7 separate regions of the Mus musculus genome follow, and regions 1, 2, 3, 5, 6 and 7 are each linked to region 4. The links are chromatin loops, found by intact Hi-C in ENCODE. Cell type or tissue: left cerebral cortex. All regions are shown on one strand.

What was found. A loop is a pair of places that touch in the nucleus more often than their neighbours do. Peaks named below come from ENCODE experiments on the same cell type or tissue, not always from the same donor. Only the 100,000 strongest peaks of a DNase experiment are listed, where the experiment ranks them.
Region 1: it touches region 4 in a loop (2.0-fold over the local background); 9 of 42 quality-filtered maps call a loop at or near these places.
Region 2: a loop joins it to region 4, with 2.1 times the contacts of the local background. A loop is called at or near these places in 3 of 42 quality-filtered maps.
Region 3: a loop joins it to region 4, with 9 times the contacts of the local background. A loop is called at or near these places in 4 of 42 quality-filtered maps.
Region 5: a loop joins it to region 4, with 3 times the contacts of the local background. A loop is called at or near these places in 34 of 42 quality-filtered maps.
Region 6: a loop joins it to region 4, with 2.3 times the contacts of the local background. A loop is called at or near these places in 8 of 42 quality-filtered maps.
Region 7: it touches region 4 in a loop (2.7-fold over the local background); 17 of 42 quality-filtered maps call a loop at or near these places.

The regions. Positions count from the first base shown.
Region 1 is chr1:128,405,681-128,409,680 of GRCm38, reverse strand. All of the region lies in intron 3 of Dars (aspartyl-tRNA synthetase), which reads left to right. Among named protein-coding and RNA genes, the nearest start is that of Dars, 9.7 kb to the left of the region's middle. In left cerebral cortex, a CTCF peak has its summit at 2,075 (motif pointing right); no DNase peak of the experiment used is centred here.
Region 2 is chr1:128,681,295-128,685,294 of GRCm38, reverse strand. No RefSeq gene overlaps it. Among named protein-coding and RNA genes, the nearest start is that of Cxcr4, 91 kb to the right of the region's middle. In left cerebral cortex, a CTCF peak has its summit at 2,400; a DNase peak (open chromatin) is centred at 2,145.
Region 3 is chr1:128,786,659-128,790,658 of GRCm38, reverse strand. No RefSeq gene overlaps it. Among named protein-coding and RNA genes, the nearest start is that of Gm23056, 97 kb to the left of the region's middle. In left cerebral cortex, a CTCF peak has its summit at 2,198 (motif pointing left); DNase peaks (open chromatin) are centred at 2,259 and 3,206.
Region 4 is chr1:128,590,201-128,594,200 of GRCm38, reverse strand. It overlaps Cxcr4 (chemokine (C-X-C motif) receptor 4), which reads left to right and starts at 1,902. Exons shown (of 2, transcript NM_009911.3): 1 at 1,902-2,012. The coding sequence starts at 1,992. In left cerebral cortex, a CTCF peak has its summit at 1,577 (motif pointing left); DNase peaks (open chromatin) are centred at 1,108, 1,610, 2,593, 3,047 and 1 more place; H3K4me3 peaks cover 2,903 bases.
Region 5 is chr1:128,822,675-128,826,674 of GRCm38, reverse strand. No RefSeq gene overlaps it. Among named protein-coding and RNA genes, the nearest start is that of Gm23056, 61 kb to the left of the region's middle. In left cerebral cortex, a CTCF peak has its summit at 2,245 (motif pointing right); a DNase peak (open chromatin) is centred at 2,253.
Region 6 is chr1:128,470,625-128,474,624 of GRCm38, reverse strand. No RefSeq gene overlaps it. Among named protein-coding and RNA genes, the nearest start is that of Gm23902, 17 kb to the left of the region's middle. In left cerebral cortex, no CTCF peak of the experiment used is centred here; DNase peaks (open chromatin) are centred at 1,581 and 1,986; H3K4me3 peaks cover 635 bases.
Region 7 is chr1:128,369,933-128,373,932 of GRCm38, reverse strand. Dars (aspartyl-tRNA synthetase) reads left to right here. Exons shown (of 16, transcript NM_177445.5): 11 at 1,647-1,793. Among named protein-coding and RNA genes, the nearest start is that of Mcm6, 12 kb to the right of the region's middle. In left cerebral cortex, CTCF peaks have their summits at 651 and 1,594 (motif pointing left); no DNase peak of the experiment used is centred here.

The sequences.
Region 1 (4,000 bases), 180 kb after region 4:
GGTAGATTTTGTTTAGAGTCTCTCTGCAGCCTGGTGCTTGGGTCTTGGCCTTCACAGATGTGGCAATTTGGTGACCTGGTCTTCCAATTTAGGATTAGGGCAGAGTGAGCTCAAGGGGACTCTCACTGCTCAGCCCCTCCTTCCTGCTCTGTGGCCTTTTTTGTTGCATTTTGGTTTTTGTTTTTAGTAGAAGAGATTTAGGATTTTACCTAATTAAGGAATATTAAACTTTTTTTTAAGTACTTTGCCCCTTAATAGTGTCTTTCCAGTAGCAGATGTGTCAGATCTTGGGATGTTTGTTTCCTTCTGTGTTTAACTCCTAGACGCTCCCACATTACTCTGTGTGTTGAATCCCACTCTCAAGGGTGAATCTTGAGTGTGTTTTCTTTTTAGCCCTGACCTTTCCTTTTGTTGCCTTATCTATGATTATATAATTTAAATTTTTTTTACTTTTTATTTTTATTTTTTGCCTAGAAAGACCACTCAGTGGGTAAAGTGCTTGTTGCTTTAGCATAAGGCCCTGAGTTCAGATGTCTAGAACCTACCCTTAAAAGCCAGACACTGGCATACACCTAGAACCCCAGCACTGAGATGGTAGAGGTGAAGACAGGTGGGTTCCTCTAAGCTTCCTGGACAGCCAGTATAGTCAGAGTGACAAGCTTCAGGTTCAGAAACTGTCTGAGTTACATCCTGAGAGTTCATATGGCAGAAGGAGAGAAACAACTCCTGCAGGTTGTCCTGTGACTTTCCGGGGGGGGGGGGGGGGGGCTACTATTAAGGAAAGACATCCTGCCCTCCACATGTGCTTACATAGGGAAGCACACCAGCCCACACATATGTGCATACTTTACATACATTTTTGTTTTGTTTTGTTTTTTGAGACAGGGTTTCTCTGTATAGCCTTGACTGTCCTGGAACTCACTCTGTAGACCAGTCTGGCTTCGAACTCAGAAATCCACCTGCCTCTGCCCCTCTGCCCCTCTGCCCCTCTGCCTCTGCCTCTGCCTCCCACATGCTGGGATTAAAGGTGTGCGCCACCACTGCCTGGCTACGTACATATTTTTTAAAATCTTTTTAATTAAGAAAGATTTTTATTATAGAAAGGGTGTGTGTGTGTGTTTGTGTATATGTGGTGGTTTGTTGTTTGTTTTGTTTCTCAAAGTTTCATTATGTACTACTGGCTGGCCTAAAATGTCACAGTAAAGAAAAAGTAGACCTTGACCTCATAAGTGTTGACCTGACTCTGCCTCTAGGGTGCTGAGAGTAAAGATGTATACTAGCATGCCCAGACTATAGAAAGTTTTAAAACTATAGAAAAATAGAAGAACAAAGTTCCCTGTTATTTTATCAGCAGTTACCAGCCACATTTTGATGTTTTTGCTTATCAATTTTAACATACTTGTTTTTTATATAATTCAAAAAAATATTTTGTGTATATGAGTGTTTGCATGTATATATATGTAACACATATAAATAGTGTTTAGGCCATCAGAAAAGTTGTTGGGTCTCCTGGACCTGGAGTTAGAGAGAATTATGAGTTGACATGTGGGTTCTGGGAACTGAACCTGGGTCCTTAACAAGAGCAGCAATTATAACTGCTGAGCCATCTCTCTACCCACTTAAAATACTTCTTTACAAAAACAAAATTGGAACTATGTATACAGTTTGATCAGTTTTATCATGAAAATGTTTACTGAATATTTATCATCATATACTCAGCGTTCCACATAAATTGTATATAGTTATCCACCTACAAAACAGGAATGATAAGCAACCCTCAAATAAGCTGCCAATATTAGAAATACTATTAACAAAAAATTAATAGCATTAAGGGGCTCTGCCTTTAAATATATCATCCTCAAGATACACACACACACTTTTTTTTGTTTTGTTTTGTTTTTGTTTTTTTGAGGCAGGGTTTCTCTGTGTAGCCCTGGCTGTCCTGGAACTCACTCTGTAGACCAGGCTGGCCTTGAACTCAGAAATCCGCCTGCCTCTGCCTGCACAGAGGTGTGCACCACCACACCTGCCTTGTAAACTTTTTTAAGGTTTATTTATTTTATGTATATGAGTATACTGTCGCTGTCTTCAAACACACCAGAAGAGGGCATCGGATCCCATTGCAGATGGTTGTGAGCTACCATGTGGTTTCTGGGAATTGAACTCAGGACCTCTGGAAGAGGAGTCAGTGCTCTTAACTACTGAGCCATCTCTCCAGACCATAGATTATAAATCTTTATATTAAGGAAAGTAAACCTTTGAGAAGTATGCTAGTCTCCATTTTGCAAAAGAAGAACAGAGACCCACAGTGGCTTATTAGTTTTCCCGTGAGAACTCTTTGTAGAAGTGATAGGATGTTGTCCCTGATCTTTAGAGTTCAAAGTCTTCCTGAGATGGTGGTGACCCATATCTTTAATAATCCCAGACCTGTTCCTAGTCTACAAAGCAAGTTCCTGGACAGCCAGGGATACACAGAGAAATCCTGACTTGAAAAAAATCCATCCAGTAAATCATACAAACAAAAAACAGGTCTCAATGATTTTTACTCTTATCAAACGGTTTGGTGGAGTGTTAATCCTTAGTGTTGACCCTTTTGTAAACTCCTTGGACCTCTCCATTCAGAGTCCTTTGTGCTGGTTTAGAGCTGTATTGTATTGCTGGGCAGCTTTATAATGCAGGGAAGGCTGGGCTGCTTTTGTATGAACTACAACAGCTAAAATGCTGGTTCCTCCTAGCCTGCACTGGGTTTATAATAAGCACACCACCTTCCATTTCTCCATACATTGTGTCCTAAGTGGGACAAGATCCAGCTGTGGGTTCTATAGTGTATATAGTATAATAATATTCTTAGATAATGTCTTTTTTTATTTTTGATCATGTGCACGTTTCTGGGGTCATTTTTATCATCCAGTATCTTCAATGCCTTTGAATTTGTTTAATTTTAACTTGTATGTGAATCAAATTGTAAAATACGAGGGAAAAGTTAGTGTCCTTTTTCATGATAAAAATATGCCAATTATGTGACTGCAAGGTCAATAAATTATATCTCTGTTGACATTCTTCTTGCAATCTATCTCTTTAAATCTTAAATTTTTTTTATTTGTTTTTGTTTTGTAGTTCTAGATCAAGCTTGTCTCAAACTCAGAGATCTTTCTTCCTCTGCCTCCAAAGTGCTGGGATCAAAGGTGTGGGCCAAAATGCCTAACTAACCTGTCTTTTAAATTCATGTTTGCACTGTGGTACACATTTTAAAATACTGTATGTTGAAAGTAGTGACTATTTACTTCCAGTTTTTGCTTCTTTTTTTTCTCCCAAGGTTAATTCTTAATATAAAATAATAATAAAAAAAAAATCATACCCTTGTGGTGTTATATAAAACATATAGTCTGATAAGACAAGTGCTCTTGGAAAGATTAATTCATCTTTATGAGGAAATAGTTTTCTAGAATTTGATCAGAGATTTAAAATGACCTGCTCTGGAAGAAGAGGGATGGATGACACAGGATGCATAAGTAATATTTCTCAGGTTAAGAATAAGAAATGACAGCTCTATGTGAAAGGAGGGGAAGCAAACGGTCAGCATACCTGAAAATATAATTGGTTACAGGACTTACTAAAAGGTGGCATTTTACTGGCAAAAGTAAAATTGCTTGAAGATTTAAAACGTAGGACTATTGCAGAGGACAAGTGAGTGGGGAAGTGGAATGCAACAGGAGCTATCCTGCTAATCTGTGTGCTCTTTAAAATGTCCTTTGGCAGAAAGAACTCTGTAGATGGGCCACCCCAAAGAGTACTGTACTCTGACTAGTAAACACTTGATTAGCACTTTTGTGATTGCATGATTGAAGTTTCCATGGTAGTTAGCTCAGTTTCCTTGCCTGTAGAATATAGAAGCATTTAGTTGAATAGTGAAAGTCATCTGAAATAACTTGTAATTTGTTCAATGTTACAGAATAATCATGTAGATTTATGTATCTCTATGTTCTCAGAAGAAACCTAT
Region 2 (4,000 bases), 91 kb before region 4:
CAGAGATGCTAGGCTCAGTGGTACATCTCTATCCTCAGTTGCCCCTCCCATTCCAGTGTTTCGGTATTAAGACCTCCTTCCCAATCCTTTGTACATACAGTTGGAAAAGCACATCCACATTTTCAAGGACCTCAGCCAAGAGTTTCCCTCCTGTAAAACCACGGCTTCCCACCCCGACATAAACACTTGAGTCCCTAAAGTGGGAGATTTATGTCCTCAAATCTGCAACTGTTTATGACTATAATCGACAGTTGCTAAGAACTGAACAAGTTCAAACTTTTAAAATGTGAATCACTTCTGCTATGGTTATTCAAATAATGGAATAGTAAAGTTCTTTCTCCCTGTATATTTATTTGCTCATTGGACCTGAGCTCTAGGGACATTCCAAGAGAAATGCATCCCTCCCTTCAAAAGGCTTGCTACTGGCCAGTCTACCTTCCCTACCCACAGAGATGACTCTGAGGTCTATACTAGAGCTTAAACTAGGAAAGCATCCAATGATTGCCTGGCTGGGGAGGTAGCTCAGTCAGTAAAGTGCTTGCCTTACAAGCATGAAGACCAGAGTTGAATCCCGGCACTTGTGTATAAAGCCAGGCATAGTGGCGACTGCTTTCGATCCCAGCACTGGGGAGGTGGAGGCAGGTAGCTCCCTGGGGCTCACTGACTAGCCATTGTAGCCTACGTGGTCAGTTCCAGGCCTTTGAGGACCCCATGTAAAAAAATAATACTAAGATAGACAACATCTGAAAACTGATAGCGGTCCTCTGGCCTTCATATGCATGCACACCCACATGAATCTCCACCTACACATACATGTACCCATGTGCATATGTACACACATGTACACACAAGTCAATAGATAAGTATATGAATGAATGAATGAATGAATGAATGAATGAATGAATGAATGAATAAGATAATAAATAAAAATAAAACGTCCATTCTTCCCTTCAAAACTAGCTTTGAAACTTCTGGTCAGTTCCAGTTCCAGGCCAAAGATTGCAGGGGTGGCAAGTTAGAAGTGCTTAAGTAAAAGGATCTTTGTAAAGCTAAGACACCTTGGCAATGTAATGTAATATCTCCCTCTACCCAGCTGGGAACACTTGGTTAGCACCAGCTGGAAGATTAAGTATACTGTGAAATGTTAAAGACAGTAGGCAACCTGGAATATCTATCCCTTTCTGTCACCACAATTAACAGAAGGGAATGGTTTGGGGGGGGGGCGGGAACAGAGAATAAGAAGGTAATTAATTTTTGTCTTCTTAGTCTTTATGTGTTTTCACATCTGTTCATGTGTGTTAAGTTCAGATGAATGCTGGTCACAGCATACAGAGGAGAAGCTCAGATGCGTGCCCTCATTGTCCACCTTGTGTGAGACAGCATCTCTCTTGTCACTCATCACTGAATATGCTGGGCTAGCTGATGAGAGGACATATTGAGAAGAGCAGCTCAGAGGAGCAGACATGGGTAGTTGGAACATAGTGATGAGCAGGGGTGTTCGGCTCAAAGATATCCCAAACATTGTCTCAAATTTCAACAGAAAACAGACACAAAAAAAATAAATAAATAAAAAATCTCAAAACCAACATTAATCCTGGACAAAAACTGTGCTGTTCATCGTAACAATTGTTGCCATGTGGGAATACTTGTTCAGTGGGCAAAGTAACACAGAGAGTATTTTCCTTGTATTTATCTACGCATACCTTCTAAGAAGTCAGCGATAAGCAATTATCACATATTTAGTTCTTAGAAGAGAGCTTAGCGCGTAATGAATGGTAAACACATTACTATTATTACTCCCACCCTGAAGGAGTGGGAACCTAGGAGAGGCCAGTTCATTCACATTTACACAGTGAGTTTAAGTGGGAAAGCTGAACTGCTTGATCTCCAAACACAGAGGGAAAACATCCTGAATGATCTGCAATTTAACTTAAATAGTTATCATTCTTCGGGCAGCCAGTTCGACTCAGCAAACACTTTTAAGTACCTACTTTGATGGAAAGACTAAGTTCTGGAAGAAAACAGGGCCTGACTTACACCATTGCCGTGCTCCCAGTCAGCTAATTAACTGACTATTTCAGGCATTGGAGAGGATAAAAATAAAGACACAGTAATGGTGATGAAGGCGCCTGCTTGAATGAGTAACTACCACCCTGGTCAGACGTGGGCGACAACAGAAGGGTGAGCTGGAGCATGCTGGGAGATTTCAAACCAACAATGAGCTGAGGTTCTCCCGACCCAGGATGTCAATGCCAGACGCTCTGGAGCTGAACGCAGGTAGGGAGGAGCTGTGCTCTCTTGGCATAATAAGGCCAGACTTATTCATTTGCTGGAAATAGGGTTAAGGTCACCTTAATAGGAAGAATATGAATTTCTCCTGTTGGCCAGATGGGGGCCTTTGGAAAGGGATGGATGAGTCCCAGGGGTACTCAATTATATTTGAATTCTTATACTTTGTGAGAGAGATAGTCCAGCCCCTCACTGCCTGTGTCTCCCAACTCTCACCCCTCAAAATCTTTTGAGCCACATCTCACCAGGAAGTGAGGTATTTTAGACCAAGGATAAGAGCCCCTACCGTCTCCATCCATAACCCGTCCCCCTCTACCCTTCTACTTAAACAACAATAGCTTCAGGGAGATCACAGGAAGCCCTCCAAAGTTAACTCCTTCACCTTGGAATGAGGCTAGAAGTGTGGCTCAGCTGGTAGAGTATTGATATAGCGTTCTTGAAGCCTTGGGTTTGATCCCCACACCACATAACCCAGTTTCGGAGGTACACACCTATAATTTCAGCACCCAGGAGGTAGAAGTAGGAGGATCAGAAGGTCAAGGTCATCCTTCAGTACCTGACAAATCCAAGGCCAGCCTGAGACCTTGTCTCCAAAACACAACAAAACCCTTCAATGGTTCTCCTAGGAGAGTTGCTGGTTGTGTCAGAGTAGTGACACAATAGACATTTAAAAAACCTAGCTCCTTTCCTGAAACTAACCCGTTTCATGCTGCAGTGGGCATGTGAAAGTTCTAGCCTTTGATACACCTATGGAAGCCTCTAGGCTCAGTCAGTAAAGTGCTCGCTAAAAAGCGTGAAGAACCGAGTTCAATTCCCAGACTCCACCTAAAAAGTAAGCCAGGCACGGTACCATACACTTGTAACCTAGCATTGGAGAAAAGGGTACAGGTGAATCCCTGAGGCTTGCTGGTGAGCCAGCCTAGTCTAATTGGTAAACTGCAGGTTCAGTGAGAGAATATGAGTCAGAAAGCAAGATGTGGGTTGGTAAGAAGGCTCAGCAAGTAAGGACATTTGCTTCCAACAGGATCACCTGAGTTTCATTAGCAGCACCCACATTGTGGAAGGAGAGAACTGATTCCTGCAAATAGTCCTCTGAACACACACACACACACACACACACACACACACACACACACACACACACACACACACTCAGCTATTGAACTGAGTCCCGCTGTGAGCAATTGTGTTCCTGCTGAAGTGAATGAAAGGATGGGTCAGCAACATCTAGCAGCAGATTAGAAAAGAAACCTACCCTCCTCGCCATCCCTGAGCCCCTGATCTACCATTTGCATTTTAATGAGATGCCACTGTGACTGGCACCTGCAGACTTGAGATCTCTAGAGTAGAACCCCCATCAGTCCCAAGCCTTGGAAAGGCAGGAGGCATTTGCCCTCTACAGCTGTTTAATAACATCACACAAGACGACATCACAGTCAGACCAAAGGCAACCAAAACCATTTGGAAAGAAAAACAGCGTATAAATAAGAAGATAATAGCTAGCTTAGTTCCTGGATCTCCAAGTCCCCAAGATAAAGCAAAGGACAGTTTAAACCTCAAAGGACGCACAACCTTGACAGAGATAAGACTTGGGGACATGAAGCAATGCAAGGCCAGGGACTCGAGATATGCAACTTTGCACTCACTTTAATATTGAGAGAGTCTTGAGTATTCACTGTGTGCTAAGTGCTCTTCTAAGGGCTACACAACT
Region 3 (4,000 bases), 200 kb before region 4:
GGTGTATGTTTGTCTGTGTCTGTCTCTGTCTCTGTGTCTGTCTGTCTCAGTGTTTATGTATATGTATGTGTATACATATACATGTATATGTATGTGTGTGTGTGTGGAATACAGATACACACATGCCATAGAGAACAAACAGAGATCAGTCCTCACCTTTCACCTTGCTTGAGACAGGGTCTCATCACTGTTGTGTGGGACAGGGGGTGATCTGGCTAGCAACATTTAGGGGATCCCCCTGCCTTTGCCTCCCACCTCTTTAGAAGTGTTGGAATTCTAGATACATGCCCTACAGTGTCCAGCTTTACCCGTGTTCTGAGAGTCTGAGCACATGTTCTCAGGCCTTACATGACCCTCTCAATAAGGGAGGCCTCATATAAGGACAAGCGACCTTTGAACACATGTGTAAAGGACACAGAGAGGGAGCCCTGTGCCTCTGTAGGAGGACATTCTGGCAGGAGGTTCAGTGCCTGCATGTAAGCTCTAGGACCCAGGCTTAGCCTACAGCTGGTCTGGGCTGTCCTTCCAGTGAAGGATGACACTGCCAGCCACCAAACTTGGCCACAAGTTCCAGGATATGTTTTTGCCTGTCAGGTTTCTCATAGACTCCCAAACCACCCAAGTGAAAAACCCCACATCTATGCCAAAGGCAAACAGGAGAGGGATTATTCCTTTTATCTGGGGCCTCACAAAAGGAGTCTTTTACTAGAGGGAAACTCCCTGGCACAAGGAAAATGGTTTGAGGTTTAGAGTTGTGATTGTTGATTTTTTTTTCTTTAAATAAATCCATTTCCTACACAAAGCAAGGAAGCCCTAAAGCATTAATGCATTTAGTCAGCTCCAGACACACTTCCCTCAGTCCCCAAAGGAAGCCTTTGCAAGCTGTCCTGCTGAGACAGGGACATGGCCCTCTGGGAAGGCTAGCCCTAACTGGGCTGGATTGCAAAGCTTTAGCTGTAGGCTGCCTCCTTGAGACGTGCTGGTACTGGCTACTTTATGTGCCCTGCTAGGGCCCTTAGAGAACCACGGGGACCCCTTCTATTCACCCTGGCCCTTGTGGCCCAACTCAGACCTATGCTTTTGTTTCATTGGGTATTTTTATTGGCATTTATTGTTTTATAGTCAAGGAAAATACGCCTTTGTAAGATTCAGAAAACATACAAGAGAACAAAGAACTGTGTTTGAAATCTCCATACCCCTCCCACCCAGAGAGAAGCAACAGAGGCAGCCACTCTGGCCTGCCACTTGCTCCTGAGGTTTCTGGGACTTAGATTGTCAATCATGTTTTGTGTCCAAAGCTCTCCCGGGAGATAGGGAGATGGTTCAATCTTCAAGGTACTGGCTGTCCAAGCTTGCAGACTTGAGTCTGATGTCCAGCACGTACATTAAAAGTCACACTTAGTGGTGCACCCTTATAGTCCTAGGACTGAGGAGGAAGAGAAAGGTAGACTCCTGAGGTTTGCTGGACAGACAGACATACCAGCCAAATCAGAGAGTTTCAGGTTAAAAAGTGAGCAAACTGGCTGGAGAGTTGGCTCAGTCGGTTAAGAACACTCGCTACTCTTGCAGAGGACCAGGGTTTGATTCCCAGCATCCATGCGGCAGCTCACAACCATCTGTAACTCCAGTCTGAGGAAATCCAATCCAACCCACACGCACAAGATTAAAATAAATCAATTCAAAGTATACCTTGTTTTTTTTTTAAATGTCAGACACCTTGTCTCAAAATCCAAGTTGGTCAATGCTTGAGGAATGACAGCCAAGGTGTTCTCTCTCTTTCTCTCTCTCTCTCTCTCTCTCATACAATTTTGGAGATATGATGAAATATGAGAAAGTAATGTCTGTGGATAAAAACCAAGCAAACAAGAGAAAAATACAATCATTTGTATAGCTAGCCTCTTCACCCAATGCCTCCTGCAGCCCATACTTTGTGTGCATTTGTGTGCATGTAGGTACATGTGTTGTGTTTATGTGCCTATAGGTATGTGCGTGTTTGTGTGTGTCGGTACATGTGTGTTTATGTACAAGCAGGTAACCTGTATGCCCATGTGTCTTATACATTATTTTTTACCTGGGAATTCCTTTTCTCTCCCCTCTTGTTCCCTTCCATATCCCTGGGATCCTGAGAGCTACAACTATAGAGCTACAGCTGCGGCTGAACAAGTTTCCTCACAGAGAGCCATCTAGAGGCATCAAAAGATCACTACCTCAACAACCGGCAAACGGTATCAAGGCCGGTGTACTGCTCCAGCAATGGCCAGATTGTTACACTGCTGCATCAGCCTGCAGGTTAATTGCTCCTGTGACAAAGACAGAGAGCCAACTGTCACCTACTACATTGAAGCGCTTAGGCCAGACTCTGTTGTGCTCCATAACCATTCTCATATTCTTCTGAAGCTTCCAAGAGACCAGAAAAGACGGAGCCTAAAAGAAGAGCAATAGCTTCACATTAGCCACCCATCTAGAAGGCTGCTCTTCGTTCTTATCCTCCACTCCCTCCCGCCCTGAGGCAGCCATCGGCCACTTCAGTAGCCTTGAAGGCATCCAGGGATGAACCAAACACTCTTTGTCTTTTTGTCATCTGATAGATCCGTGTCCCTTAGTTTCTGGTTTCTATTTGTGCAAAACCAAAAATTAAATTTCTGGTTTCGATCTGGCTCCTGGTTTCTGAAAGGATCTGGCCAAGGCTTTTGTTCATTAGTTTTTTTTTTTTTTTATTTCAAGCACATTTAGAGTCTCTGAAGTCGCCTGAAATAATTACCAGCCCACTGATTCTAATACACAGTTCATCATATTCTAACATTGACTGCCCAGGTGCAAATCTATATTCCCTTCAGACTTAAGAGCAAATTTCCCCTGAGTAATGCCTGCCCTGCTATTTTATCCTAGCTAATATTGATCTTCCTACTCTCCTCTGTAGCCCCTTGCAGTGTGCCAATAATTTTGTTATAGAAACCTTTTATTAATGGACTCTCGTGGCTTAATTTTGTTTAGGTAACTTTAGAAAAAAAAGACAAAAGAGCAACAGTTGGGGGAAAAAAGTGTTATTTGCTCCAAAAGTTAGGCCACCTGTGAAGTGGCTTGTAGGAGTTGAGGTGACAGTGTGAGTAGGCAGTGCTGTTATAAACAAAAGTTCTACCAGCTGTCACAGTGAGTCACCCGGAACAGGAGGATGTCCCACTAAGCTGCAGATTTTGATTATACCCTGAGCCGGGGTGGCACCAAGCCCAGAGTGACTGACACATCTAGACCTAAGCCAACCAGACACCTCGTGGGCTGACTGTGCCGGTGATGCCGAGACACCCAAACTGAGAAAGCCCAAGATGTACGTGGAGAAACTGTGGGTTGACATGTCCGACATGTTTGACGTGAGAAGGACTGTTTTGCCTCAAGACCAGCCTCTACCCAAAGCGATTAAATCAGTCTCTGAGACAGGAGCTAGTTTTTCCCAGGCCGACTGAGTTCTCTGAGAGACTGTTTCTTCAGAGTGAAAGTAATGACAGGAAAGACCAGACCCACAATCCCAGGGGCCTGACCACAGATGAAGCTGCCACCAAAACTCCCCAAGAGGAGGTCAGCGGCTGGACCCAGGGCAGAAGCCTTGCAGAGCTCACACCTGCTCAGACCTGGGCTTTCCAACCGCACTGGTTGGGCCTCTGTTGCCACAGACGCAGGTTACATCACACTCTGGTTGTTGTCAGGAGAAGTGACTGCACGCTGAGCGGAGGGAGCCATCTTCAAGTCTGCTTTTTATCCTGACATTGTAGATCTATCCTAGCTAGCTCTGAGATTAGAGAACAGAAGATAATTAAATCTACCATATGTTCTCTCTAAACACCTACCGTGTTAGCCTGGGATCATACCAGAAACTCTTTCAACCGAGGAAAGTTTAATATTAAGGTTGTTAAAGACAAATCATTCCTGCAAATAGGTAGGTGTTTGTATAGGTGGGTAAGATGATTGGTTAGATGGATTAGATGGATAGATGGTTGGCTGATGG
Region 4 (4,000 bases):
TTAGCCTTTGGGAATGCAGGAATTTGGAGGCTAGACACAGCTCACCATCCTGCTGCTACCGATCTTGAACACCAGCGCTCTTTTAATGGGTCTGATATTCCGGTCCACGGGCTCTTCTGTCTGTCCTAACTAGTTTATGGAAATATGAGCCTATGTTTTAGTAATGATTGGATATAATTAAAAGTGCTTGTGGAAGTTCTTGGCTTTTAACTTAGCAGTTTTTGAGGGTCGCACTTCCTAATTTCATCCTTAGCTTTTCTGGATCACATAAGTGCAGGGCAGAAGAGGACTTTGACAGCACATTTTGAAGGAGAGTGCCCAGGCCATACAGGAAGATGGAGAGAGACGAGTTCCCAGGCTGTAAAACAGCTCCCCAGCACTTCCAACCGAAAGCCTTCCTTAGCTAAAGAAGGAGGTGCAAATGATAGTACAGTTAGTAGACTGCTTGCCTAGCCTACACAAAGCTCTGATTTAAGCCCTATCAGCACGAAAATTGGGCGTGGTGGCACACAACTGTAATCCCAGTACTAGGCAGGTGACAAACGGGATCATCAGAAATTCATGGTCATCCTTAACTACATACGGAGCCTGAGTCCAGCCTGTACTACATAAAACTGCCTCAAACAAAACAAACAAACAAACAAACAAACAAACAAAAAAGGAACGGGAGAAGTGGGGCGGGGATGGAGTTGAGGGCGCAGTCTGGGCCTGCCTATCCTTTGGTCCATTCCAGGAGGGGGTGGGGGCGGTATCTGGGTTGCATAGCAACCCAGGCTCCTGCTGCCGGATGTCTCACCACCCCCAGTGCCCCCGGCATTGGATCCCGCGGTCTCTGGCTGGAGGTCTGGTTGGTTCTGACCCCACCCTTTTCTCCCTCCCCGCCTAGCCCAGGCTCGGCGCCGGTCGGATCCCGCGCGAGCCTGGGAAGCAGTCTGGGCGCCCACTGCAACCTTAGCCTGTCTGAGATTCCCTAGCCATCCACGCCCCCAACCTGACCTAACTAGCTCTTCACTAAGACTTCCCATCTTAGTGTTCTGCGTGGGAGACGCGAGATAGGCATGAAGCGAAAGCTCTGGGCTCAGGCCAGGCTTTGCAGTCCCAGGCTGCTCCATTTGGTCTCTTGGAGCTCGTGGAGCGCCCACTGACTGCGCATGAATCGCGGCTAGCTTCCCAGCTGGGACTCTGTAATTATCTGTTAACTAGATGCATCCCCCTATGTGCTTATGAAATGAAAATGAACCAGTGTTTCTGTGCGGATTTCTTAGGATGTGATTACACAAAGTCCTCGCCGCTCAATTCTTTATAATAAAGCACATTTCAATCATTTTACATACACACACACCCAAATCTCTTCACGAAATTGTTGCCACTATTGTGACTTTCTTCCTGGGAGTATATCTGCTTCTGGATGGGTCCGCAAGTGCTTTCTGCCACACCTGACCCTAATGTCATTATATGAATATGTAGTAACACACACTTGCTTGGAAGAGTTTTGGTAGTAATCACTCCTGACAGCTCAGAGTATAGAACCCTGGCGGAGGTTCCAACATTGCCGCCTACTGGTTAGGCAGGCTCCAAGTCACACACCCCCATCCCCAGTCTTGTCTCAAGTTCTCCACCCGTAAACTCCAGGTCTAAAATTCTATCCACGTGGGTAAGGATGGATGCGCGACCCGCAGAAACACCCTGGCTGGCATCCTGCTTTCCCCAACTCTGAGAACATTATCCGGCCAGGCTCTGGACCCATACTGACTTAAAACACAACAGCAGTGGCTCTTGGACTTCTGTTTGCCCGCGCCCTGCGCCCCGCCCCCGCCAGTCTCCTCCCGCCCCGTCCGAGCTGCGCATGCGCCGCCCCGGGAGCGTGTTTTTATAAAAGTCCGGTTCGGGCCAGAAACTTCAATTTTGTTGCCTGGTGCAGCAGGTAGCAGTGAAACCTCTGAGGCGTTTGGTGCTCCGGTAACCACCACGGCTGTAGAGCGAGTGTTGCCATGGAACCGATCAGTGTGAGTGTAAGTCCACTTGCATCCTACTTTATAGTAAACGTGCAAACGTGTGAACTTAGAGCTCAGCCCCTTTAAGGAGCGGGTTGAAGCAACTAAAACCTTGAGGGGTGTCAGGGTCACAAGGAGGAGCGGGAACTAATTTTTTTTTATGTGTGTGAACATGGCTATAGGGGGAGGAAGATAGGAATATTTTTGCCAGTAAGTTGAGTGGGACGGGTTCAGATGGAGCTTTCCTAAGGTTGCTCTTGTTTCCCTCCCCCTTGAGTCCCGCGGCGCGCGCCGACTTGCACGCTGTTTGCAAACGTCCCAGTTTTTTGAAAAAGGGAGAAGGGCTTGCCCTCTGTCCCAAGACTCAGACCATCGTCTGGTCCTCCTGAAAACAGGAGTTTTCTTAGAGTTTCTTACATTGTGTGAATTTAGAGACTTTAGTCGGCACGCGTAGGCACTACATTCTGGGTGAGCTTCGAACCGGAGCGTCTTGGAGCGGTTCTTGGAGTTAGGAGTGCGGTTCTGAAATTCCATAGTGCAGACAGAGGAGCGCCCGTCTTCGGCGGGAAAAGTGAGCTAGTCTGCCGCGTCGCTTGCCTAGAGGGGGGGCACAAACTGCGGCAGCCGCGGAGAGAACGTCGCTTTGGGATGGAGCAGCAGCGCTTTGCGGGCATCCGACCCGCCACTTCCCCGCAGTGGCAAACGAACCTCCCGAGGTCGGGCTTGCCTTTAGGATCGTTCCTGAGAAAGGGTCATAAGTCTGTACCATGATGCTGCTGGCCATGACGGCGGTTGGGGACAGGAGGGCATGTTGGGACCGCACCTGGGTTGTGCCGGGTCGCCGGAGGGATGAACAGGTGCAAGCTCGGAGACTGTTTGACTGAGCCCCAGTGTTTAACCGTCGGTGGTTTCCTGAGCCTTTTGAAACCCCCTCGCTTAGGGAGGGTTTTGTTCTTTGGTGATTTTTTTTTTTTTTTCCGTTTCCTCCGGCGGCGCGCAATTCAAAGGCGCTCGCGCTGGAGCAGCCCAATCTGTCGCTCGCACCCGGAGGAACGATCCTGGCGCGCAGCCAGGAGGAACCCCTAGAACCGCTGTGTGTTGGTCGTAGACCTGGGTATGATGGGCAACGGTGCCAGCCCCTAGGTGGGTGACTCGGACATCGGGGTGCGCACGGTCTGGACCACTCCTGCTGCCTACCTCGGACTCCAGTAACTAACTGGGTCCGCTGCAGGATGGGAAGCGACCGGAAAGTGAGGAAGTGAAACTTGGGGGCGAAAACCACGGGGTACAGACCCCGTGACTTTCCCCACCCAGGACAGTGTGACTCTAACGTCCCAGATCCACCCAGTGATAAACATGGGTTTGGCAAGAGAGACCCACCTTCCAGAGAAGCGCCGCACGGGGTGAAGTAGGGGAGTGCTATTTGCTCCTTTCTAACACTCTGCTGACCCTAAACCCCCAAAGACCTTCACATTATCCAGCTTTCTTCACTACGCATGACTCGAAATGTAATAGTTTGTGTTAGACAGACGTGAGAAAAACAAGGTTTTGCGCCTAAAAAGCTAAGAGTCTTTGGGGGACCCCCACCGTCAAGCTCCGTCTTTCTTTCTTTCTTTCTTTCTTTCTTTCTTTCTTTCTTTCTTTCTTTCTTTCTTTCTTTCTTTCTTTCTTTCTTTCTTTCTTTCTCTCTCTCTCTCTCTCTCTCTCTCTCTCTCTCTCTCTCTCTTTCTTTCTTTCTTTCTTTCTTTCCTTCCTCCTTTGGCTAATCCTCATACAGAAATCCCATCTCCTTCAACACAGACTTTAACCCCACGCCGCTGGATACCACCGCACACAGTTTTGAGAGTGACTTCTTTGTTTGAATGGAGGATTTGTTTGTTTGGTTTGGTTGTGGGTTTTTTTGGCTTGGGTTTTTGTTTGTTTGTTTGTGGTTGGGGGGGGCTTTACTTTTTTTCCTCCGAGGTTTTTTTTTTGTCCTTTCCTCTCGTGGGCGGGGCAGGAGAGCT
Region 5 (4,000 bases), 230 kb before region 4:
GGCCGTATTGATCCAGGCAGGTTGATGCAGAGCATGAAACAGGTCTTTGAACGGGCAGCCAAACTTTCCAGAACTATTGACAGTTTTCCCCAAGGCCTTTCAATAAGCACACGTCGACTCTTGGCTTTTGAATTGCCTAACCTTTGGGTGGTGAAATCGCAGCATGTTGTTTTAATCTTTTTATAATGGACTAGAGTTCAATTTAGAAAAACAAAACAAAAAACAAAACAAAATTAAAAACAAAGCATGTCTCCTGAGTGCTGCAGGCAGGAGGCTATAAAGGTTTCAAGCAGCTCTGAAGCCACACTCATCTCCCAAAAACCTGTACTACGTTCTCCATCAAACCCCACTTCTGCTGATCTTCTCTTTAAACAGAGTCCTGGGAGCAGCAGAGGCATCCCCTAGGCAACTGTTGGAGAGCGGGGATGGGGGGTAAAGGGGGATGACAGTATAAAGTCCTGAGTTCAGATCTCCAGCACCCACAGAAAAGGCTGGGCCTGGCACCACACATTGTAATGCCAACACTGGGAACCCCTGGCCAGCCAGTCTCACCAAGTCAGTAAAACACTTTGTCTCCAAAATAAGGTAGAGGGCGGGTGAGATCTCAGCAGGTGTAAGCTCTTCTTTCCTAGCCTAGCTACTGAGGACAAGCCCAGGACCCACCTGGTGAAGAGAACTGACTCCCACAAGTTGTCCTGTGACCTCCGCATGGACACCGTGACACCTCCCCTAACTCCCCAAAAGATTTTTTTTGAAAAATTAGTTTGGATTTTTTTTTTTTTTTTTGAGACAGGATCTCCTATTTAGTCCTGGCTGTCCTGGAACTCACTATGTAAACCAGGCTGGCCTTAAACTCACAGATCTCCTTTCTTCTGTCCCCAAAGTGCTGGGATTAAAGGTTTGTGTCACCACATCTGGCCTCCACACGCTCCTGGACATATGGAAACACATACAAAACAAAGTCATGACAGCTAAGTCCTCTGTCCCTTTCTCTGAGCATCTCCCTTCTCTACACGACTGGAAGCAATGGCTTGCTTGTAGCATCCGCCTAATAAAGGTATGCTGTTTGTTGGGTAAATAGCACAGGGAAAGGGCCCTGAAGAGGAAGGAGGGTTGTGGAGAACCAAATGCACCCTGGAGACCATCTACTTCCCGTTTGCCCAGAGTCGGACCCTGGGGCCCAGAGCCGACTCCTTTCCCCAGCACAGTGCTGTAAGCTGAGTGTTCATCTGGAGCAGCTAAGACTCCGACCGATTTCTGGGCTTCTTCCCAAGAGTTTCCCATCCAGCCGGGACCAAGAGGCTGCGAGTTCTTAACAAGTCACAGGCAATATCAATGCTGCTAGTGCAGGAGTCACACTTAGCAAGCCCACACCCAGGGACTGGGGGTGACTCAGTCAGTAAAGTGCTTGACTTAACTCTTAGGATCTGAATTTAATTCCCAGAAACATTTTAAAAAGAAAAGAAAAGTCAGACACAGTGGCATGCATCTGTACTCCCAGCCCTGAGGAAGTGGGAACAGAGGGATGCCTGCGACTTACTGGCCAGTCACTCCTGTCTGAGTCATCTCCAGACCAAGGAGAGCCCAACAACGGAGATAAGAGTGTGTGTGTGTGTGTGTGTGTGTGTACACATGCATGTGTGTGCCACTGTTTTAAAGGACCCAAGATTCCAGCACCCATAAAGGGCAGCTCACAACTACCTGTAGCTCCAGCTCCAGGGATCCTGACATTCTCTTTTGTCACTCATCTGCACACACTCAAGCAGATGCACACACATATACATAATTAAAAATAAAACAAATCTTTCAAATAAAAGGGTTTTTTAAAAGAAAGAAAGAAAGAAAGAAAGAAAGAAAGAAAGAAAGAAAGAAAGAAAGAAAGAAAGGAAGGAAGGAAGGAAGGAAGATCAAAGAAAACCAGTGCTGGGCAGGTGAGACTCCGCCCCCACTGCAAGCCTCTGTCTTACCTTGCATAGTATTAAAACTTTTGCTTTAAACCTCTCAAAACTTGGCTCAAACCATTGCCCAAAGGCGGGTCCAAAAATAACTACAACCAGAACGAGAATGACTTCTCCTCCTTCAAGGCATAGGGAGGTCGCTACCCTGGCATTGTGGCAGTTACTTTGAAGAATCAGAGAGCAGAAATGGAAGGTGCATCTAGCCTGTCAGAAGACTCTGCCGAGGGAGCAGGTAGAATTGGATCCTTTCTGGCAGGTTGTTCCACAGACATCATTAGCTACAGAGGTTGCCCGGCCACTAGATGGCAGTCCTCAATTGACGTTCGAGTAACTTGGGTCGTTGGCCTCTAAACCCACTGATATCCACAAGGACAATAAAAAGCAGATGATGAATTTGATGGACTAAAATAGGCTAGCTTCTCTCCCGGGAAACTTGGCATTAAACAAATTCATTTAGCAAATGCAGAGCCTAGAACAATGACCCAAAACGGGGCTGCAAGCATTCCTTTTGGTCTCTAAAGGCAGGACCAAAGTTCCCACACTTAAGTTAGGAAGCACGGAGCCAACTGGTCGTATGGGAAACAATGCAGCGGAAAAGTAAATCTGTGGACCCCCAAAACATGAGGATAAGACATCTGGCTGTTATAATGCAAGTGATAGTAACCTGAAATGAGATATTATTAAAAGATGTATTGAAGTTTTCGAGCCAGGCATGGGGACACATTCAAGAGGCTAAGGCAGAGGGACTGTGCATTTGACACCAGCACAGACTGCAGACTGAGAATCTGTCAGAGAAAGAGGGATGGGGAAGGAGAAAGAAAGAGGACTAAAATCCACAGGAGAGGAGAAACTTAAACAAGTGGAAAATTGTTTCAATATATATTTTCTGATGGCCAGCCCAAACATGGCACACTATAAATAACAGGCAGTGTTTTCCATGTCAAAGTGGAGACTCACAGCTTGTGGGCTGGAAAACTAATGAGCTATAAGCATGTATGAAATGAGGGAGCTGTCAGCATGTCCAGAGTGGGTGACGGCCACAGGGAGCAAAACCATCCAGAAAGCACAATTGCCACCCCCTCTGCTCAAACTGCCACCTCAGCCGTCTCTCACGGGAGCTGCGTGTGGACGCACTTGGGCTTCCTGTCCCGAGGCTTCAGAAAGTTAGGCATAATCCCAATAAAAATGTAGGAGGTTTTTTGGTGCTGGGATTCTCTGGATAATTGCTTTCATTTTCACTGGCCATGTTGCAGAACCCCTGAATGTTATATGGGCCTTTCCTTTATCTCGTTGACGACATCTGCTGTTTGCAGACTCCACTAATCACTGGAATCACCCAAGAGCTCTTCCCCAAACCCAAACCACCCCAACCTATTGCTGCAAATCTTATGAAGTAGCAGTGGCATGAGAAAGCTGTGCTGGTTTCTAACATACGCACACCATAGGTTGTGTACGCTGTGTGCATAACTCTTATGCTCTATTATTGATGGCATAATAACAAGAAAAAAGCCCGTGTGGGTTCCATACGAAGGTGTGCTTGTGTACGTGTGTGTGTTCATGTATGTGTAGGCTTGTGTACATGTGTATGTTCATGTATGTGTAGGCTTGTGTACGTGTGTGTGTCCATGTATGTGTAGGCACATTGTACATGAATAAACATAAATCTGGAGGCCGAAGGACAACCTCCACTGTCATCTCTTAGAAGCCACCCACCTTAATGTTCCTGAGGATCTCTTGTGGAACCTGCTAAATAGGGTAGACCAGCTGGCTAAGGGAACCCCCAAGAAGCTTCCTGTCTCCACTTCCCTAGCACTGAGTTTACAAGCATACACTACCATGCTTTAATTTTAACACAGGTTCTGAGTATTGAACTTGTGTTCTCATGCTTGTAAGGCAAGCACATTACCAATGGAGCCATCACCCAAGACCTCAAACACCATTTAAAAAAAAGAAAAGAAATTAGTCCAAGTTAGGTTAAATCTACAAGTCCAGCACCTGCCTAGACAGTGGACCACTGGTGTGGAGGTGAATACTTTGAAAAT
Region 6 (4,000 bases), 120 kb after region 4:
CTACATTTACTTTTTATTAACAGTTCTGGTTAGCATACAAAGAATTTGGTTTTGCCCAGGAATCTTCATCCAGTTGAGCTGTTATACTTTGTTCTTATCCATTCCCCTCCCCAACTGCCTTCCTTCCCTTCCAGCCCCCTCCCGGCAACCCTCCTCCACTCTTACTAGGTCCCTTTCCTTAGGTAGCCCTGCCCCCCCCCCTTTTTTTTATTACAAGTATCCCTGTCTCTGTTTCCCACCTCCTTTAAGATCTCTTCTTACCCTGTCATGATCTCCTTCCTTCCTGCCTGCCTTCCTTCCTTTCTTCCTTTCTTTCTCTCCTCCCCGCCCCCCGTCCCCCCCGTCCCCCGCTCCCCCAAGACAAGGTTTCTCCGTGTAGCCTTGACTGTCTATAGACCAGGCTGACCTCAAACTTATAGATCCACCTGCCTGGGGCTCCTGAGTGCTGAGATTAAGATAAGTACCACCCAACCCCCACACCCTGCCATCCTCTACTCCCCCATACTCCCCAAAACCCCTGATCCCCTTTCTAGTTTTACAACTTGAAAATACATATATATAAGCACACATACCTATCCACATACATAGATATATAATTTTAAGTTTAGGTCCTGGGTATGAGAGCCTGGCTTATTTCATTGAAGATGGTTTCTAGTTCCATTCATTTTTCCCGCAAAAGCCATTATTTCATTTTTTTTAATGGCCACGTAAAACTCATATATATATATACATATATATATCATATTTTATTTATTCATTAATCTGTTCATGGACATCTAGGCTGGTTCTATCTCCTGCCTATCGTGAACAGTGTAGCAATACACAGGGTTGTGCCAGTATCACTGTGGTGCTCTGCCTGGGGGTCCTTTGGTATCTGCCAGGAATGGTACAGACGGGTCATGTGGTGGTTCTGTTTTGGTGTTGAAGAACTTGCATGCTGACTCCATAGGAGAGTGAGTTCCAGCCCCACTGACAGTGAACAGGGCTCCTCCTTCCACAACCTCACCAGCGTTTGTTGTCCTTGTCTCCTTGATACTAGCCAGTTTGATTGTCTTGAGATGAAATATCAACATAGTTTTCATTTGCATTTCCCCATGGCTTAAGGACATATACACATTTTTCCAAGTCTTGGTTGGCCATTTGTGTTTCTTCTTTTGGCAGTGGCCTATTTTGTTAGCCCATGTACTGAATGGGAGATCGGAGGTTGGGACATTTAATTCTTGCGATTTTTTTTTTTTTAATGCTGGCTATTAATCCACTGTCGGATGTGTAATTCACAAAGTTTTTTTTTCTCATTCTCTAGACAGCCTCTTCACTCTGGTAACTATTTCCTCCGCTGTACAGAAGCCTTAAAATCTCATACAATCCTATTTGTTAGTTCTTGAGCTTATTTCCCTCGCCGAGTCCCTTTCAGAATATCTTGCCTCTGTCTGTACATTTAAGTGTTTCCCCTGTGTTTTCCTCTCGCAATTCCGAAGTTTCCGTTTTCCCTAGTCCTTCTCCATGTGAGCCAAGAACCACACTGCCTTAGCAGCTGTTTTTGTAAAGCAGGCCTCCAGGTGCGTGGTAGTCCTACTTTGGAAAATATTCCGGCCTACATAAATGAGTTTCAGCTGGCCACTTGAAGCGGGTTTGTTTTTGTTGTTTGTTTCGGACTGCTGACGCGTTTCACACAATAGGCAGACAATTGAGTGCAACATCTGGGCTGGAAGCTTCAAGAGGAGGAAGAACTTCTGCAAGCAGTCTACACGCAGGCCCGAAGCAGGGCACTGACTCAGAGGATTTAAAGAAGGGAGTTCCTAATGACCTCCTCTTTAAGGATACAAGACCTATCCCTCACCTCACGTATCCACTGCCTCAGCCCCTGACTTTGTTTCCTGGTGCCCCAGCCAGTCCTGTGAACGCTGGATTCTGGCTTTCCCGAAGTCATTCAGGGCGCTCCTCAAGAGCAAGCATGCAGCGTCTGGTTGCCTGGCAACGAGCAGATCCTCCGCTCACTTTGCAGCCTGCCTGGAAACACAACCGCACCCGCCAGTCTGCCCTGGGAACCCTGTCCTGATTTCTCCCCCTCCATTGTTGTCGTTCACACAAAAGGCTATTACAGAGCCACTGTAGTCACCGCGCCTGCGTTACAATACACGCATGGGCATTATTTGGAACCAAAGCTTTTGTGGATAGAGATGCGTTCTATACCAGGAAGGACCAGAACTCCTGGCTAGGCTCACCCCAATACCAAGGTGCTGTCTCAGAGTCCCTTCTTCTCTCCTGATTCATCCGCCAGCTGGTTGCCAAGCCCCTGGCTAGCCTTTTGGCTGGTATGAGATCATCCTTGTGGCTGATGTGGGCAGTCAGTCCTCCCCCGCCGGCGCCCTTCACTCTCAACCCAAGCACGAAGCATCAAATGGCAGCCTGGTTCAGTCATCTTATCTTCATCCCAGCGGGGTCTCTTTCCCTGCCCCCATGCCTCTCAAGTTTCCAAGGCTATAGTTGCCATGGAATTCATTGAGGACTGAAAGGTTTTCTTTGGTGTCAGCCAACTCGTCAAGAGCACAGTGTAGAAGACTGTTTCTGGATGCTTCTCTGTCCTCCAGCCTCAAGCATTTAACCCATCACCATCCGCTCTGTGACTCCGTGTTCAGGATCAGATTTGGATTCTGGGAAACGAAATTGCAAATTATAGTTAGAAACCATTGAGTATAAAAACAGGAAAGGGTCTCCTCCCTTTGAAGAAAGAACACCGAGAATCTGTGAGGTTTTTCTTCAGCGTGGATAAAAGTGTTGTTATATCACTCAATTAATACTCCTTATTTGCTGAGGGATAAGGGTGTGAAGATAACACTAAGCTCACTATTTCTTTCTATCGTATTATTAGTGGGGAATACGTGGATTCATCACACAGCATCATCTGCCTGCTGACCACTGGTGTCTCAGCACTTACAGGCAGTATAGAAATCCAGGTATACCGTAAATGGGAAACGGCCAGCCATCTCTGTTTCTCTCGTTATCCTCACCATCTTCCCACAAGATGTTGTTAAAACTTTAGTCACAGGGAAGCAATGTAGGTCACAAGAGGGAATCAAACCTGAATCAGAGGACTATCTTTTATCTGTTTTAATTGAGAGAGAGTGTGTGTGTGTGTGTGCGCGCGTGCGTGTATGTGTGCATATGCATGTGTGTGTGTATGCACGTGTGTACTGGTAAACGCTTATGTATGTATGTATGTATGTGAAGACCAGAGGACAGCCTCAGCTGTCCTTTCCCAGATGTTATCCATCCTGTTTTTCCGACAGGGTCTCTCACTGCTGTGGAGTGTACCACGTAAACTAGGCAGGCTGGCTATCAAGCCGTAGGGATCTGCCTGTTGCTGCCTCCCCAGTGCTGGGATTGCAAGCTCTAGATCCTACACCCAGCTTCTTCTTCTTCCTTTTTTTTTTTTTTTTTTTTTTTTTTTTTTTTTGATTGAACACATGTCCTCATGCTTGCTTCAAGGAAAACATGTTATCAAGAGAGTGATCTCACTAGCCATTTAACTTTTTAACCAGTTCTACTTCAAACAGCAGCTGCCATATCAGCCAGTTAGGTATGAAATCCAAATATTTGTCAATGCTGTGCCAGATGCACCACCGTTGGCAGTGGCTCTACCCAGTGCTGAGAGTGAGCCAGGATGACGGAGGGATCACAGCCCATCTGAGGCAGGTGGGTGGGGCTGAAGAGAAGCAAAGCATTGCCTTTTCCCTCCCACAGAGCTATTTTCTATTTGGCTAAAAATAATAATATAAAGCCAGAATGCATTAAATAATGATAACTACTAGGTGAAAATAAAATCACTTATAGCTGAGAATTTTTCTCACTAATTGCTAAACTTTCAAAACATCGCCCCCCCACCCCACCCCACCCCACCCCACCCCACCCCCGCCGCAACTAGTTTCGACATTTTGCCTATGTGGAGCTTTGAAAGATGATTTTAGAGACATATGTGTTCAACCTTTTGAAAAGATTT
Region 7 (4,000 bases), 220 kb after region 4:
CAATTATTTAATATCCTGAAATGACCTTAATTTCAAAACAGTTGTAGTTTTTTGGGTTTTGTGTTGTTGTTTTTGTTTGTTTGTTGGGGAGGCAGGCAGCAGTTTGAAAAACAGTCTTCTATTATAGTTTAGAAACTGTTTGTTAAGCCGGGTGGTGGTGGCACACCCCTTTAATCCCAGCACTTGGGAGGCAGAGACAGATGGATTTCTGAGTTCGAGGCCAGCCTGGTCTACAGAATGAGTTCCAGGACAGCCAGGGCTACACAGAGAAACCCTGTCTCGGATATAAAAAAAGAAATTGTTTGTTATTCTGTCCCTTGTAATTTGGACTGTCAGGCTTGTGCTGTATCCCACTCATGTTTATGATGCAGGACAATATGCAGATGGAACCTGTCAACTGTTGGGAGAGAGTAGACACAAACAGTCAAAGCAGCAGTCATTTCCAAATCAGTGACTGCCAGGTGTGACACACACCTGTAATCCCATATGGGAGTAAAGACTATTTTTGCTTTTTATAATGCATATGTGGGGGTGGTTTGTGTATATGTTGTGAGTACAAGTGTCCTCAGAGTCTAGAAGGTGTCAATTTCTCTGACACTACAGTTACAGGTGGCTACAAGCCACCTGATGTGGATACTAGGAACTGCACTCAGGTCTTCTTCAAGAGAAGAGTGCTTTTAACCACGGAAGCATCTCTCCAGCCCTTACTTTAAAACATGTTTAAATTAGGGACATTAAACCTCGCAAATCCCATGAACTTGGTATTGCCAGTCTACAGCTAATTTATTTATTTATTTATTTATTATTTTTTTGGTTTTTTTGAAACAGGGTTTATCTCTGTATTGCCCCGGCTGTCCTGGAACTCACTTTGTAGACCAGGCTGGCCTCGAACTTAGAAATCCGCCTGCCTCTGCCTCTCTTGAGTGTTGGGATTAAAGGCGTGCGCCACCATGCCTGGCACTAATACATGCTATGCCCGTTTCCTTCTCTGTCTGAAGCAAGTTTCCTGTCATTTCATCGATAAATATTTTAGCCAAAAAGATGCTTTTCTAAATCTTATTAAAATATCTCTGAGCCAGGTATAATGGCTTATACCTTAAAATTGCAGCATTTTGAGACAGTGACATTGCGCATCACAAGCGTGAGGCTAATCAGGGACTCAAAAAACAAGACAGCATCCTTCACAACAGAAATACAACTCTGCAGTTACCATTTTTCTTGTCCTACTATGTGTAGGGTAGGCATTGGACCTTAGGGATATCACAGTAGGAAAGAAGTAGTGTTCTTGAAATAATTTAGACAGCATGGTGGGAATGGGCGAACAAGGCAGACCTGCATTAGTGTCCTCATGTATAAGAAGTGTTTCAGGATTAAAAAGTTGGGTTTTTTAATGCTTCTCCAAATGGCTATTTTGTGTTTCCAACAGTGTTAGCTGATAATTATTGCAAATAAAAATTTTAATCCTCTAATGCTACTGTAACTTCTTTTTAAAGCATGAAACTGAAATGTTTTAAGTATGTTAATGCTAAACAAATTGATAATGCTTTTCTTGGTTCAGTCGCTGATAATTGTGTATTGCTTATAGTGACCTCTTGTGGAAGAAGCATTTAATGAACATTTTATTAACTAAAGCATTGAACATACAGGTTTCAGACTGAAATTCAAACTGTGAGTAAACAGTTCCCATGTGAGCCGTTCAAATTTTTGGAGCCAACTTTAAGACTGGAGTATTGCGAGGCTTTGGCAATGCTTAGAGAAGCTGGAGTTGAAATGGACGATGAGGAAGATCTAAGGTTGGTCTCTGATATTTTCTCTTTCAACTTTAATGCTTAGGTTTAATGTATTTCACCCAGCTGATAACTCTTAATACATTGGCATTTTGCATAATAATATTTTACATAATAAAAATTAAAATGTTATATTTAATCTGTTTGCCTATGCTTTAATAATTTTGTCTATAACTTTGCAGTTTTTCCCCTAGTTGTAACCCGTTGACAAATGTAGGAAGACAAACCTGATGGCACAGGACAGTAATCCCATGTACTCAGGAAGCAAGAGGTTTCCTAATTCAAAGCTTGCCTGGACTTCAGAGTAAGATCTGAGCCAGCCTGAGCAGCTTAGACCTTGCCTCAAAATGAATGAAAAGGAGATCTGGAAAGATGGCTCAGTGGATAAGAATACTTGCCGTTCTTGCAGAACACATGTAGATAAACAGTCACACACAACAAGCAAGTACATTATATAGAGAGATAGGTAGATAGTATATATTATAATAACATATATAATATATGAATTATATACATACATATATTGGGGGGCAGGGACTGGAGCTCAGCACTTAAGAGCTCTTGCTGCTCTTTTAGAGGATCCAGATTTGGCTTCCAGTACAGATGGCTTATAGCTATTGGTAGTTCCTCTTCCAGGGGATCCATGGCAGGACACCATGTATTCATGTACTACACATACATATACATACATACATGCAGGCAAAACAGTCATGTGTATAAAATAAAAGTAAATGAGTCTTTAAAAATATTTTATGACTAGGCATTGTGGTGCACACCTTTAATCCCAGCACTCAGGGGGCAGGGGCCTGGTCTATATAATGAAATCCGGGACAGCCAAGGTTATAAAAAGAAACCCTGTCTCAAATAACTATATATAGAGAGAGGGAGGGAGGGAACGAACAGCCTTAGAGGCATAGAACCTAATTTATCTTATGAAAATAGTAATATAGAACAAGAAAGAGAATGTGGAGAGTTTTCCCTGGTTTTTTGTTTGTTTTGCTTTTTTATTTTCAAGGTAGGGTCTCTCCCCTTCCTGTCCTGGAATTCATTCCTAGAACTCAGAAACTCAGAAATCCACTTGCCTCTGCCTTCCAAGTGCTGAGATTAAAGGTGTGCACCACTGTCTTAGTCAGGGTTTCTATTCCTGCACAAACATCATGACCAAGAAGCAAGTTGGGGAGGAAAGGGTTTATTCAGCTTACACTTTCCACATTGCTGTTAATCACCAAAGGAAGTCAGGACTGGAACTCAGGCAGGTCAGGAAGCAGGAGCTGATGCAGAGGCCATGGAGGGATATTACTTACTGGCTTGCTTCCCCTGGCTTGCTCAGCCTGCTCTCTCATAGAACCCAAGACTACCAGCCCAGAGATGGCACCACCCACAAGAGGACCTTCCCCCTTGCTCACTAATTGAGAAAATGCCTTATGGATCTTATGGCGGCATCTCCCCAACTGAAGCTCTTTTTTCTGTGATTACTCCAGCTGTGTCAAGTTGACACATAACCAGCCAGTACAACCACCATACCTGACTTTTGCTTGTGATTTTTGTTCATAATGTTACTTCACTTTAAAAATCACAATCACTTCTCAGCCTTTTGGCTAAGATCAAGTGCACTTTAAAAATCACCATGATAACAAGGGTAAGGAACATTCTAAATCACCCCATACAGTACTGGGCATAAAATACTAATGTCTATATGTTATCAATATTCCATATTTTGTTACCTAAACTGCTGTCAATATACATTTTATTCACAAGTTCCTGGTCAAAATAGTTAAATTATCATGACAGTACATAACGAGATATGTGGAAGCAGAAGGTGATTGATTTTTTTTTTAACCCAGAAAATGTACTTGATTCTAAGCCCATTATTTATTTGTTTAATTAAAGACTTGGGTGTATTGGTTGTCATATTACAAACCTTTGTGGAGTAATAGGAAAGACGACTATTTAATGGCAAGACCTTCTAATGTTAACCCACTAGATTTTATTTTATTTTATATAATTAGTAAAGTGTTTGCCTCCTGTTTCTGAATCAGCAGAATCCTAAACTCTGCCTGATTTTTTTTTTGTTTTGTTTTGGTTTTTCCGAGGCAGGGTTTCTCTGTGTAGCCCTGGCTGTCCTGTAACTCACTTTGTAGACCAGGCTGGCCTCGAACTCAGAAATCTGCCTGCCTCTGCCTCCCAAGTGCTGGGATTAAAGGCATGAGCCA